Linked DNA regions of Homo sapiens: region 2 is linked to region 1. A link is an interaction called in ENCODE POLR2A ChIA-PET data of the cell type or tissue named here. Cell type or tissue: A673. All regions are shown on one strand.

Region 1 (8,000 bases):
AAAGAAAGAACAGGTTGGTATGAAAGTGAATAAGATGTAATTTAAAAAGAGATGGATGAGAAAAAGAGTGTTCTTGTATATCCCATAAGTGGAAAAAAAGGCCAATTTAGAAGAATGAAGTGTATTTCAGGTAAAATCAATGAGAAGAATGTCACATTTTAAATATTCTATAAATAAGATGGCAATAGTATTGATAGGGTTTGGGTCTGTGTCCCTATCCAAATCTCAGGTTGAATTGTAATCCCCACTGTTGGAGGTGGGGCCTGGCGGGAGGTGATTGGATCATGAGCGTGTGATTTCTTCTTAATGGTTTAGCACCACCGTCCCTTGGTATTCTATAGTGAGTTCTCAGGAGATCTAGTTGTTGAAAAGTGTGTAGAGCCTCCCCACTCTCTCTCTCTTCCTCCTGCTCCTGCCATGTGACGCTCCTGCTTCACCTTCTGCCATGATTGTAAGTTTCCTAAGGCCTCCCCAGAAGCTGAGCAGATGCCAGCATCCTGCTTTCTCTACAGCCTTTGGAACCATTAACCAATTAAACCTCTTTTCTTTATAAATTACTCAGTTTTGGATACTTATTTATAGCAGTGCGAGGACAAACTAATACAAGTATTGAGAAAAATTCTAAAATTATGAAGGTAGAATAATTAATTTGATACAAAGAATAAAAGAATATTCATACTGGCTTCAGACTTCATCTTTGGGACATTTTTTCTTATATATCCATTGATAGTTTTTTTTTCTTTTGTGAATCACTGGTTAATATTACTTGCTATTTTCAAAACTGAAAGCTTTTAGTTACATAACTGACTCATATATGATGGTTCTTATTTAAAAGTTCAAACAATACTGAATTATAGAGGGAAAAATAAGTATTTTATCTCTCCAGCACTCATCATAATCATAACTCTTTAGATCAAAGCTAACCAGCTAACCACTTTCAAATAATATACTAGGAGTACTAAAATGAATCCTTCTGCATCCATTAACTCTTGGAGATGTATGTTGTTATGTAATACATACACAAATCAACAATTTGCACAAAGATGTCTAATATAGTATTACACACAGAGGTGAAAAATATTCAAATTTCTGAAAATAAAGTAATAAAACAATTTTATGAAATGCAGTTTCTTTAGGCTGCCTTAGCCTAGGGTTTAAAACATGATCATATCAGCTCTCACAAACTCTGTCTTGTTCTTGTCCATATCTGTTAGTGGAAAAATAGGAGGTGGTCAGCGAAGAGTGGGATTCTTGAAATTTAAATATGGAGAAGTTGCATTTTTTGTTGATGGGGCCAAGTCTTACATACAATGATGAAAGTGAATGTATTAGATAGGGTAAGAGTTGAAATCATTAGAGAAAAGTTTAGGAAATCAAAGATCCAGTGATTTGGAAGGATCAACTAGGTCTTATACTTGAAATCACTGAGAATTTTGGCAGGAACAGTGTTGAAAAGACTGACAGTGAGCCAGGTGTTAAATTCAAGACATGAGAGCACTATGAATGGTACAATGAGGAGGCATGGCTGGTGATAGTAATATATCGCAATGGCAGGGAAGAAGGAGCATGATCTGGAAGTAGCAATGTTGAGCAAAGAGGCAACTTTCTTTCCTCCAGGCCAAGTTGTATGAGGAGGGTATAAGAGAAAACAGTTATTACTCAAGAAAGCTGCAAAGGAACAAGTGTCTTTAGGAGAGAATCTAGTTTCAGACTAGGAAGGTAAGAAAATAAGTTAAGGACACAGAGGATTTTGCTGTTGAATGACTGTGAGTTCATAAAACATAGCAGAAAAGCTCCAAAATGGGAACGGGTGGGATATGAAATCTGCATAGGGATGTTCACATACCTAATGGTGCCTATGGTATGGGAAATGAGGGATGACCTGTGTTTTTAGTAGTGGTTGAGGTAAATAAAGACAAACAGCATAATAAGATTGATCTTAATGGTCTTAAGGGAAATAGTGATGAAGAAGCTTTGAGCACAGGGGTTAGAGTTGGGAGAAGAGAGAGTGGTGAGTCTCTCACCAGAACACAGAGATATGGAGCTCTCCTTGACCCCTGCTGAAGAAAGCATGGAGACCAAAGAAAGGGATGTCTTGTCATTACACACATGTCCCTTTGGAAGGAACTCCCAAGTAATCCAAATGAAAGGTTTTTAGTGAGATAAACAGTGCTTTTGTAATCTTACTTCACCTAAGAAGATTAAACCAGGTTTGAAGCTTTCCAGGTTATGTGCCTTGTGGTAGCTGGAGCATAGGTGTGAGGGAAGAAGTCCAAGAAATAGCTACCCAGATGGCCAACTCTGAGAGGAAACCAAAAGCCAACAATAAGCAGAAGTTGTGAATTCTTAGAACAGCTTTAATGTAAATTATTTCCTATGACTTTTTCAGACTAAGTTTAAAACATATTGGTTTATGGATATAGCATATGACTAAATGGAATTTTTATGTTTAAAATGAAATGAGAGGTAAATAAATTTACAAAATAAGTATTAAAGCTGTATAATTTTACTCACCCTTTAAATACAGGGAGGTATAGGTGTCTATGTAGATATAAACCTCCCAGTTAACAGATATGTATCAAAGAGATTAAAGGCAGGTCAATTTGCAGAAATGCATTTAAATTGTTTAGGGAGCATATAGAAAGTTATTAGAGTTGGTTAATGGAACATGACAAATAAATCAGTTCTTTCCTTTCTTCTTACTGCCTTTTAAAAGCAAATAAAGCTAATCTGATTGCATTAAAATTCTGAATGTTGGGCTTGGCAGAAATACTACACGTTGATGAAGTTTAGAAGGGGATGAAGGAAATACTCCTTTCCCTACTCCCATATCTACCTGAGTTCTGAAGGTAAGAGAAATACAACAAAAGAGTGTAGATGGAGGCCAAAACACAATTATTGCTGATAAAGCTTGGGAGGGGGATGTATCTGGGTATGAAATACAAATGGCTTCCAATTATTGGATTCCAAAGTTTAAAAAGCTTACTAACCCAGTAAGAATGGTGCTGGTAAGATTTACAGTATGGGAAGCAAAGAATAGCTATACCTTGAGGCCAACTCACTGCCATGAAGGCCAAGAAAAGGGGAAGTGCTTTGCCTTTGCCATAATAAAATGATAAGGATGGCTTTTTTTCCATGTCCCAGCAGCTGAAGCCTGGGATGCCTAACATTGAGATATAATTTCAGTTATCTATTTCAGTGTAGTAAATTACCCCAAGCCTTATTTATTTACACACACACAAAAAAAAATTATATCTCATGATTTGCTCCCTGTGATGTTGATGGGCATCATGTGGTAATATTCAGCTGGTGAGCTGATTCAGAGATCCAAAATAGGTTCACTCACAGGCCTAGCCATAGCAGGAATTGTTGGAAGGTTGGGCTCATCTGGGCTTTTTCCCTGTCCATGTAGTCTTAGAACTTCTCCAAATGGTCCTTCTAGCAAGATAATTGTACTTCTTATGTGAAGACTCAAGACTACAAAGGCAAGTATTCCAAGACACAAAATGAAAATGTTCATCTCTTAAGTCCTGGGCCCAGGGACTGACATAACATCATTTTGGCTGTGTTTTATTTGCCAAAGCAGTCAAAGAGCCCATTTAGGTTCAAGGAGAAGGCATGTATACCCCATAAGTACATGAGATGAATGTCAAAGAATTTATGGTCATCTTTAATGAGCCATTGCCTTCCCTCTGACCATACACAAAATACATTTAACCCTTCCCATGAGTCTTGTGAAGTTCTCATTGCATTATAGCACCTTTCTTAGGCCAGGTTTCAAGGGGCTATCATCTAATTCAGATCCAGGTATGGATGAGGTGTTCTGGCCAATTGGCCCTTGTTCCTCTGTATCTGATAAGCTGTGAACTAAAAAGACTTTTTGTAATTCCACACAATGGTGAGATGAAGAAAGGTAAGTGCAGTAGAAACTCCAGTTCACAAGTGGAGGGAATACAGAGGCACGGCTGTTATTGGTTATTAGTAATTCTGACATTCAGGGTTGGGAACAGGTCTGCTTCCTGGAAATGATTCCCCTTGTTTCTTGTTACTGCCTTCTGTGCTATTGATTCTGACCTCTGGGTCCTCCTCCACACAGAATGGCCATGTTTTGCAATCAAATAGCTCAACTGAACAGGCAAGCCACACCCCTGTCACATGTCCAGTGAGGGGGATCAGGGAACTCTCCCGTTTCATCCTTACAGTTTTTGAGGTCTCAACTAAATGATTTATAGCAGCCACATACTTGTGATTTTTATCCTGAGTTTCTTTTAGTGTGCTGGATTTTATATTTGCTGAAGCTGTTTCTTTTCTTTTTGAGAATTTTTGCTTGCAATAACTGGGGATGAATAAACATTTTCTTTTCAAATCCAACAATCTCTGGGTCCTTTATATTTCTTCTAAATTCCTAAAATATAAATTAAAATGGAACAGTTTCTCTCTTTCTTTCCTAGCCTCTCTCCCCCAACCAATGTTGTACTTAATTACAGGAAGCTAGAAAAAGCCTGGGGGCATTTTTCTTATTCTGTCTGCAAAGCTCTCCAACTAAATCAAAAAGTGTGCTAGATATCCTATTTAATTTCCATATTACAACAGGGAGCTGTGTGACTGAACTTTCCAATAACAATATCCTCAATATTTTTGGCATCCTCATTGTCTCGTGAAGCCCCTTCCAGCTTTAAAGGTCTTCTCAAGTCCTTTTCATCTTCTTCTTGCTATCTTGTCCCAGAGCCAATGGGCTTGGGTTTTTGTTGTGGTAACACCTTCATTCCAGGCACCCAACTTTATAGGTTACAACCAGGGAAGAAGACTTACCATGAATGATAAGGAATCAGGATTTAATATAGGGTAGACGAATCATAGAAGAATGTTACCACTGCATTTGGTGGGCAGCCTGAAGTTGCTATAGATCAATAGGGCCAGAAGTGGAAACACACACACACACACACACACACACACACACACACACGTGATCAGTGACCTAGGACAAACTGGAAACCATACCCACTTCTCAAAATATCCAACCATGATGATGTGAGTGATTTGTATGCGTAGCTGCTGTGTTTACTACAGAACTGTACACATGCCTGCTTCAGGACTCAGAAAAGCTAAACTGGGAGATCCACGGGATGTGGAGGCTCTGTGGGCTTGCCTCCTGACCCACACCAACAACATGAGCCAGCAGACCAGTAACAAAGTTCTTTGCACTGCAATACTGCCTGATGCCCTGCATAGAACTATAAAGCCTAGTGGTGGCTGCTTTGGGGCCGTTCCAATTATCGTTTCTCCTATGGTTGGCCCTGGCCTGAAATTACAAAGAAGAGAATTCTGGAAAATGTAGCACTAGCCTAGCTATATTCACACAGTACAAAATCACTGAAAATGTATGTGATTTCTTAGAGGAGAGTTAATTCATCCCCAAGTGTAAATTTGTTTCTGTTCTTTTTAAAAGCATATATATTTATGGGGTGCAACATGATGTTTTGATATATGTATACATTGTGGAATGATTAAATCAAGCCCCATAACATATCCATCACCACATGTACCTATTTTTTTTTGTGGTGACAACATTTAAAATCTACTCTGTAAGCAATTTTCAAGTATTCAGTACATTAGTATTAACTGTAGTCATCGTGTTGAACAATAGATCTTGGGTGGAGATCTTAACTGAAACTGTGTACAATTTGACCAATATTTTTTCATTTCTCCTCTATACCCCCATCACCGTGACCCCTGGTAACCCCCATCCTACCCTTCTCTTCTATGAATTTAACTTTTAGATTCCACACAGAAGTGAGATCATGCAGTATTTTTCTTTCTGTGCCTGGCTTATTTCATTTAACATAGTGTCTTCCAGGCTCATCCATGTTGTTTTAAATAACATTTCTTTTTATTTTATGGTTGAATAATATTCCATTGTGCATGTGTGTGTGAGTGCATATATACCACATTTTCTTTGTTCATTCCTCCATTCATGGACACTTAGGTTGATTCCATATTTTGGCTACATTTTTTTCAAATGTTCGTAGCTAATAGGACGCTCATGAATCTCATAGCACTGACCAGCCAATTTAGTCAAAAGCCAACTCCTAGTTGTGAGGGCTGTTATTACAGAACCCAGTATTTAGCATTGCCAAGTCTATTGTAAGAATCTGGTTTCAGCTCTGACAGAATGTTAGGGCTATTTAATACCAGGCAATCAGTGCTCATTGTATAGATACATAAATTGCAAATTTAAAGTCATTTAAGGATGTTTCCTAGTAGAAAAATTATTCTGATGAACATATTTACCACATTTTTGGGGAAAATTCACTCAAACATATTCTCTTCTTTTTCTGCAAGTGTCATTTGAAACACTGCTACTATCTTACAAAGACTAGACATTTGCAAAGGTGGATGTCTATCTTTGCAATCCGGAAAATGCTCTTAATTTTCATTTTCTGAAATTTCATTGCTGCACTAAAGGGGAGCTTTGTCAAGGAATGTTACTTCCATAAATGCAAAGGCATTTTTAGCCTGCTGCCTACACGCTTTGTTATAGATTTACTTAGGCCTTATCTTAGTCAGTTCAGTCTGCTATAACAAATATACCACAATCTGCCTGGCTTAAACAGTAAACATTTACTTCTTACAGTTCTGAAGGCTGGGAAATCCAAGATCAAGGTGCTGATAGATCTGGTATCTGGTGAGGGCCTACTTCCTGGTTTGCAGATGACAGCCTTATATTTTCACGTGGTGGAGATCAGAAAGAGAGAGGAAATAAGCTCTCTTATGTCTCTTCTTATAAGGATAGTAATCTCATTCATGGAAGCTCCATCCTCATGACCTAATTACTTTCCAAAGGCCTCACCTCCAAATACCATGACACTGAGTATTTGGCTTCAACATATGAATTTTGTGGGGGCACAAACATTCAGTCTATAGCAGACCTACAAAACATTCCTGCCTTCATGTTTGTCTCAGCTAGAAAAAACTTCCTCAGCAGATTTCTCAGTTGAAGCCGGATTGCTGTTTCTGGTGTTCTTAAATCTAGCAGCCTAGAGAGAACAGATAACTCTGCCATGTGCTACAGTTCCTCCTCCTTTTCACATACACGTTCACTTAAGACACAGTGGGCATACACATGTCTACCTGTAATAATTATACCACCTTGACTCTCTCCAATAAGACTTGGTATTTCCACTCTTCAGCCAGAGGCCATGTTATATGAATTCCAGAGCAGGCTCTTCCTGGTTTCCAGATGCCACAGAGTCACAGAATAAAGCTCTCTACGTAGTACAACACCTTTTTAACATAAAGATGTTCAAAGACTATGGGACGTTTAGCCCTTTTTTCAGTATTAGGTATCAATACCACTTGAAATAGGATTGGCCCATTTTTATAATTGGTAAAGAATATGCATAATAAAACATAAATTTCTGTGTTACAAGAGCTATCAGTTGAACAAAGATGAGAGAGAGAAGAAAAAAGTGAGAAAAGAAAAAAGGAGAGTGATTTGGAAATAAATTTCCCTTTATTATTTATTTCTAATGATATATTTACATAAATGTTCAAAAGTATGGATGCTGTTTTATCCTCTTCACCCTGAAGTCTACTGAAAACTAGTAAAATTGGTAAAAGTGTGAATTATATTGTCACAGAAGGGCAGTCTTTTCATATATATTTTTAAAATGAATTGCCAGTACTGTAGATCTTTCACCTTACATTAGAAAAGAGGAGACAGGAATTCAAAGCAAAGTTAACTCTTTAAAGTGATTATTTTGTCAGGTTCTTTATAAAATTATTGGTAAGAAGTTATTGAATTTAAAGTATTTTACATCAATCAAATAAAACAAGCAGAAAAACACATTTTAATTGCAACAAAACTTTATTAGTTTAAATGTTTTATGGAAATGAAAAAGCCTATGGAAATAGTACATTATTTGGAAGCTAGAGTAATTAAAACAATGCAGTATTGTAAAACCAGATAGTTGAATGGATTAGAATAAAAAACACCGAGA
Region 2 (8,000 bases), 130 kb before region 1:
GAAGGGTGATCAGTATATTTCATTTAATATGTTTTATAAAGTAGATGTCTTTAGAAAGTCTAATTGTATTTTTCCCTAGGAAATGATAGGATTATGCATTCTAAACCCTTTTTTAAACGTTTTTATTTTGTCGAATTTAGCTTAAGGGATTCAACCTGTTTGACACGTTGAGTTGTAAGTTACAGGTATTCTAACCTCTGCATTTTTTTTTCTCTTTTTCTAATCAAGTTAAATACCAGGAAATTATATTACACTACTCTTTTCCTTTGAAATTATTTATCTAGTTTTCAGGTAGAAAAGTAGAAAGACCTTTTCAGGTCCTAATCAGGCAAGAAAAAATGAAAGGAAAAAAAGAGATTAAATACCTACTTTTTCATTATAAGAAGCACTTTCTTCTGTTGAGAATGACATTCAGTGTTTTTAAATAGCTACTTATAAGCCAATCTGTATTCTTAATCTCTATTTACTGAAAAATTATTTGATATTGTGAAGAGATACTTCCTTTTATATAATTTAAAATTTTGACCCTGATGTGCACTAGTTTTTAAATAGTACTTATTTGGGTTAAGATAGCTTTAACCCAGTCATTATTTTTTAAATTTTTATTTATTGATTTATTTTATAGAGGCAGGGTCTTGCTATGTTACCCAGTCTGGTCTCCAACTCCTGGCCTCAAGCAACCCTCCCACCTCAGCCTTCCAAAGTTCTAGGATTACAGGTGTGAGACACCATGCCCAGCAACACAGTTATTTTTAACCAGTCTCTGTATGAATAAAATTGTAATGATACATGAAACAGGGATTTGTTATTCCCAGAATATAATTTTTACGTATACATAATAACATACGTGTATACATACACACATATATGCATAACTATATTAAACTTTTATTTTTCACTCAGGAAACAATAAACTTGGAGGACAGGACTTCAATCAGAGATTGCTTCAGTACTTATATAAACAGATCTATCAAACATATGGCTTCGTGCCCTCTAGGAAAGAGGAAATCCACAGATTGAGACAAGCTGTGGAAATGGTCAAATTAAATCTGACTCTTCATCAATCTGCTCAGTTGTCAGTATTACTAACGGTGGAGGAGCAGGACAGGAAGGAACCTCACAGTAGTGACACTGAACTGCCAAAAGACAAACTTTCCTCAGCAGATGACCATCGCGTGAACAGTGGGTTTGGACGTGGCCTTTCTGATAAGAAAAGTGGAGAAAGTCAGGTTTTATTTGAAACAGAAATATCACGGAAACTCTTTGATACCCTTAATGAAGACCTCTTTCAGAAAATACTGGTACCCATTCAGCAAGTATTGAAAGAAGGCCACCTGGAAAAGACTGAGATTGATGAGGTGGTTTTAGTTGGGGGCTCCACTCGTATTCCTCGGATCCGTCAAGTCATTCAAGAGTTCTTTGGAAAAGATCCCAACACATCTGTAGACCCTGACCTAGCAGTAGTAACGGGAGTGGCTATCCAAGCAGGGATTGATGGAGGCTCTTGGCCTCTCCAAGTCAGTGCTTTAGAAATTCCCAATAAGCATTTACAAAAAACCAACTTCAACTGAATTCTGCAGAAATAATGGTTATTTGTGAACTTGTCTGATGATCTCTTCCCATTTATCAGATTACCTTTTCCACAAAAGAAAGTCTCTAAAATATCACAGATTTACCTAGAGGGCAACATTTAGATACAGGAAAATTTTACATAGTGTTTTGTCTTAGGATTAGACGTGACCAGATTGATCCTGTTTGATTTTGGAGAGATCCTATTCTAACAAATACTCTAAAATGATAAAATTGAGGTACAACTCTCTTAAAAGAGTATGGATAACTATATTTTCTGGATTCTGGAGGTTGATAACCATATGCACTTAACATTATATTCTATAAACATTAAGTAGTGCCAGTTATGAGATTCCCAGTTCTTACTAAATTGTATTAGCAGGAGCTGGTAATTACTTGTATTATCACATGTAACTAATAATTTGAACTATACTTGAAGGACCGTGTTGATGTCAGGTATTTACAGTGGTTGGAAGATAGCAGTATTATTAGCATAAGCTGCATACGTAATATTCAGTAACTGCCATATTATATAACAAATTTACATTCACAAATTCAGTATCCTGTTAAGTGTCATATTCTTGTAATCTGCATTCTCCAGGAGTTTTATGTGTTTAATAGATGAATTTATTTTATTTCTAAAGGTATTCAAATGTTTCAGCACCATATAATAGAAATACCCAATTATATTCTAGTTCCTTTATGTCCTGTACATCATTCTCTGCTTGGATTTCCATTATTCTGTTTGGTTAGAGAATAAAATTGGTAATTGCATTTGAAGAATGTGTTAATGTCATAATAAAGCCATGATTGCTATCTTATTTTTGTTATCCGAGACCTTTGCAAACATTGGCAAATAGCATCAATTACCTACTGTATTTGTTTCTTTGTTTATATTTTCAGTAAGCCCTGGGGAATATAGCATGGAATTGAGCTACTAAATGGTTTTGGTTCCGTTTTACGGAGATTTTTCCTCATATTTAGTTTTGAATGAGGAAAATGTGCTCAATTATAAAAGCTGTGTTATTGTTTTCTATTATTATTTTTAAATAATCACACTTGGACTCTTTTCAAACATTAGGTTAGTTTGTAATGAAAGCAAAAAATTTGTGAATACTGGAAGTAACGTGGAAATCTAATGTGGAAGCCATTGTGGCAAGGTTTCTACAAATCGGCATTTGGAGCAGAGTTGTTTGTTTTTGTTGTTTGTTTCCTTTAAGAAAAACCACAGGGACCAAGAAAGAAAATATAACAGTTTGATTTCTGTCATACCCATTGTATTTGAAGATATATGGATACAGATTATATATATATATACATATTTTCCTTAATAGAGGAATGCTTCATATTATTCAAAAATTATATCCTGATCACCTTTTTTTGTTTTTTATTGTAAAGTATCTCTGCTTTATCCATTGCTGAATTCGATAGGATGTTGAAATGCTGGTCACCAAAAAAGGAAACTGAGCAAATTCATTTCAACAACATCAAAACTTCAGCTTCTCATAGTAAAAAGCTGAATGTTACTAATATTTTTCATATCTAAAAAAAAATTCTTAGCAATGAAATTGCTGTTAAAACACAAATTTCAATCAAATACTTTTGTGTATAGAAAATATGTATAGTAGGTAGATAGAAAAGTATAAAATGTTTGTTGAAGTATCTTATTTTAGAATGAATGGAGAAATGCCAAAGATGAATCCTTCACTGCATTATGAAAATATTTCACATGTTCTCTTGGACTTTATATAAATCTGTAATAGATTTTAGAATTGAAAAATTCTTTGTGAAGGTCTTCTAAAAGTGTTCCAATTTATCTCAAAATCTCCATATATAGGATCAGCTTAAAACATAAAGAAAACCTTGAATTTCTCAAATGTTTGAGATGTTCAAGACAGTCTCTTAATCCGTTAATGCTTTTGGAAACAATTGACAAAATAGGGCAGGCAGCTCATCTCATGTCCTGAAGTTGGAATTTAAATAATTCCTATTTGCAAATTAGAATGACAGTGTTGGAATTTGGAGGCAGTAGTTGAGCATATTCTCTAGTATATAGCTACACCTTTAATAAAATGAAGGAATGTCTTCAATCATATTTTAGTGGGCTATTTATAAATAGTCTTGAAGTCAATTTAGTTTATTTATTTAAAAGATAATGCATCCTGAAAGGGATCATTTATGAATAACAATCTGAAGTCTTTTCATAAAAAAAATTAATAAACTTTAGTTGTACATTTAGCCAGTGTTATTTGAAGTATGTAACTTTTAAAATATTAAGTGTCTTGTATGATTAGAATATGTGAATGAGTAACTTATTTTGTATCAGGAATGTTTTGGTACTGTGTTTTCACTCAAACCACTGACTTAACAGATACTGCTGTGTATAACATGTACTAAATATTACAGTTATTGTGCATAACAGATTGTTCCTCTTATATTTGTGTGTATACAGGCAATTCATGTTTTAATGTAAATAAATACCATTTTGCAGTTTGTTTTTTAAACTATGTACTTTTTCATTCAGGACTAGTCTGGAGTATACTTTTCAGGCATATAAATAAGAAAGTGAGGATGGAACTGATTTGATGCCAAGGCACTCAATCTCAGTAGCTGTTGCCTAGTTGTTCCCGAAATGTACATTTCTCTATATCCTTTCTATTGCTTATATGCTTTCCACTGGCTTCTCTAATTTAGAAAAGACAACTTGTAGCATATGAACAGTATCTTCAGAATTCTAAATACTAATTCATGGCTTCTGACCACGATGGAGCCAGAAACTAAGCTAACCTAATCTAGCTAGTTAGTAAATAATCCTGCATAACAGGATTCCTTTGGTTGATGGTTAATAAATATTTCTCTAACAAAGTTTATATTAGTCTTTGGACAAAAAAACAATATATTATGTTTTGCTTCTTTAAGAAACTCATTTGATTAATGTAATCTAAGATGAGCCTTTAGGTAATGACGGTATACTTGACCTTGGAGAGACTCAAATATATGAGGAAATACAGCAATACTTCATATTTATCTTAATTAACAGATAGTGCCTCACTGAGGTAGGCAGCCTCTGATGTGGGACCCAATGATCCCACCTTGTGGAATTAACATCCTTGGGTAATCCTATTCTCTTGAATTTGGGCAAGAGATAATGACTCAATGCTAATGAATAATACGGCAGAAGTGCTGGGATGTCATTTCTGAAATTAGGTTTAAAAAAGATCAGCTTCCTTCTTGGATGCACCCTCTTGCTGGCTTTCTCTTTTGGATCCCAGCTGCCACATAAAGAAGACCATGTGAAGAAGGCTGTTCTGGTGAATACAGGTGTAGAAAGACACCCTAGAAGATGAGAGCCACATGGAGGCAGAAAGGTACCCCCCACTGACAGGAGGCACGAATTTCCAGCTATGTGAGACAGCCTTCTTGAAATGAACCCTCCAGCCTTAGTAAGTCTTGAGATGATGCAGCCACAGTTGACTAGTTGAATCCACCTCATGAGAGACCTTAATTCTTGTTTTGGCAAGAATTATAAACAGTTTGCCTTCCATAATTCTTGTTTTGGCAAAGAATTATCATTCATTTCTGTTATTTTAAAGTTCTGTTTTTTTAAAGTACTTTGGATTAATTTGTTACACAACAGCAGATAATAGAGTTCTCACTATGGCACTGCTCTAAAAACTTTACTAATACTAATCAATTTAGTTTAGTTCTAGCCACCATTTGAGTAGGTACTATTATCTGCATTTTCAAATAGGGAAATTAAGGCATAGACGTGTTAGGCAGTTTTCCCAGGATTACAACTATTAAGTGAGAAAGTCGGGATTCAAATCCAGTCTATGCTTGTAATCCCAGTGCTGTGCTGCCTTACCCATTACAGAATACAATCCCATAGTACCTTTTCTGTTCTGTTACCAAACCTGGATAATATCCATGTAAGACCTCTTATTTACCAGCTAATGTTAACATTGGAGATTTATGCTTGTTATTCCTTTACGTTTTCAACAAGCAGGTTTAGAATGTATAGATTTCTTAAATACAAAATGAAATCAATAGCACCTATTTCACCTGGTTTTTGTAAGTGTCTGGCACATAGAAAGTGATAACGATTAATACATATGGTAGATACAGAAATGAACAAAGTTCAGTGACTGTCAATTTTATGTGAGTTTTTTAATTGGTTGATTGAGATGGAGTATCGCTCTGTCTCCCAGGCTGGAGTGCAGTGGTGCGATCTCAGTTCACTGAAGCCTCCACCTCCCAGGTTACAGCAATTCTCCTGCCTCAGCCTCCTGAGTAGCTGGGATTACAGCACGTGCCACCACATCCAGCTAATGTTTGTATTTTTAGTAGAAACAGGGTTTTGCCATGTTGGCTGGGCTGGTCTCGAACTCCTGACTTCAGGTGATCCACCTGCCTCGGCCTCCCAAATTCTAGGATTACAGGAATAAGCCACCGCTCATGGCCTTATGTGGGTTTATTAAGGATGCCACGAATAGGTTAGATTCCCCAATATCATCAGAACTTAATTCAATGGGTCTAAAATTTCTGTAAATTATTGAGAGTTCTTCTGACAAACTATGAAAAAAAAATTGCTTTGGTAAAGCATTTGCTTTGTTTTGACAAGAATTACAAACGATTTGCCTCACATTAAGTTATTTGGATTTTAAAGCAGGAATAAATGCAGTTTGTTTGATACCTCATTGAATTACCTATTAATTGGCCTACCTAAAATACCTAAAAAATTTCAAATGCTCTAACACTTGTAACTCTGTAACTTATTTTATATATATTATATGTATACATATATATGTGTGTATGTGTATGTGTATGTATGTAAAGCTAATATGATAAAAACACATTTTTTTTCTGTTAAGAGTTCATTCACCTTAAATTACTTAACATGGACTGTTGGAAACTGGAAACTGGGTCTCAATTATTAGGTGTAATCAATACCCTTCCTCTGTCTCCCAAGTTGCTAAACTAATAAGATAATTTTGACATGATTGAAAAGTTCTTTGAGTAGTTGTTGCAGATCCTGCTAAATGCTATCACAATATTTATTCTATTCATGCTTACTTCTGGACCCCACTTTTATTTGGAGCAGCAATATCCCTACTTCAAAAACTATATTTTCCAACTTCCCTTGCAGCTAGGGATGGCTCTATGACATAATTCTGGCCAATGAGATATAAGCATAAATCACTAGGTATAAACTCGGGCTTTTTTTAAATTTATACATCTGGATTGTACAAATATCTGCTCACCATTCATTTCTCCTTCTTGGAATGCAGACATGATACTGGAGATAGCAAGGGGTTTGCAACTGCTAAGCAACAAACATGCTATGGATGTTTGAAACAAAGATAGGTACAGCCCAGGTGATATGGAGCCACCTTAACCAACTTTGTACTCTCTATTTTGGGACTTCCTTCTACCTGAGAACAATAAGCCGTGTGGTTGTTTACGCTTCTTGTTTTACTTCTTTTCATACTTGTACTTTTCAATTTATGACCCTTACGTAGTTAAACATTTGGTCACATTGTCCTTTGTTGGACTTCTGCTTCTGCCCAAGATGGAATAAAAGAAAACTGATTTTCCTCCTGCCTGTATTAACTAAAAAGTCAAACAGAATATATGAAACAACACTTTTTAAGACCTTATGTATCATGACTAATAATACCTGTTTGTTACCTCTCCAATATCATAAACAATATGGTAATATAGGTCAAGCAGTAAGATGTTCTGTAAAATCTGGAAATTGTTGCACAAATGCTCATGACAGAAAGCCAGAAGCAGATGTTCACAGGGCATTAGTGGTGACTGAAGCTGTACTCATATTTATGCCTAGTTCCTTTTGCCCTCCATTGTCTTGCATTCTAAATCATTCATCTTAGTCTTCATCTTGATCACCACATTATTTCTACTGTGTACATCAGAGTTTAAAAAGGCCATAAACCAGTCACCACAAGCGCATTAATGAAGATCTGAGTTGTTTAAACATGAATTCAAAAACTGATCCTATGTCACTTTCCTTGGCACACAAAAAAATGCATATGTGTTATTTTCTTTCTAAATGTTTGAAGCAAATTTATCAAAAATAATTTTCTATTTATGATCTATTTTACGTTCTCCTTGTACGCCTATTCCTTTTCTCTTTTTGCAGCATTATTGAGATAAACAAAAGGTTACTACCTTTGGGCAACAATGATAACTAAGCTCAGACTGGGCATTCTGAAAATAACTAGTGAGAAACCTGGGTTACCTGGATAGCAATCATCCAGAAGCCAGTAATTCTTTATATGGTTCAGACCCATTACCTCGGCCCATTAACTCAGCAGCATAGCAGACACTTGAACTACCAATAGCCTTCCTTTTCATAAGAAGATTTAGTGACATGTCGATAACAGTACAGCCAGAAGTTCTTACTTCCTGTA

What was found. ChIA-PET counts read pairs that join two places held together with the same protein. Peaks named below come from ENCODE experiments on the same cell type or tissue, not always from the same donor. Only the 100,000 strongest peaks of a DNase experiment are listed, where the experiment ranks them.
Region 2: POLR2A ChIA-PET joins it to region 1 with 13 read pairs; 4 of 35 experiments call an interaction of 5 or more read pairs at or near these places.

Annotation. Positions count from the first base shown.
Region 1 is chr21:14,240,191-14,248,190 of GRCh38, reverse strand. No RefSeq gene overlaps it. Among named protein-coding and RNA genes, the nearest start is that of RBM11, 28 kb to the right of the region's middle. In A673, no CTCF peak of the experiment used is centred here; a DNase peak (open chromatin) is centred at 4,500.
Region 2 is chr21:14,367,188-14,375,187 of GRCh38, reverse strand. It overlaps HSPA13 (heat shock protein family A (Hsp70) member 13), which reads left to right. Exons shown (of 5, transcript NM_006948.5): 5 at 904-4,073. The coding sequence ends at 1,571. Among named protein-coding and RNA genes, the nearest start is that of HSPA13, 12 kb to the left of the region's middle. In A673, no CTCF peak of the experiment used is centred here; no DNase peak of the experiment used is centred here.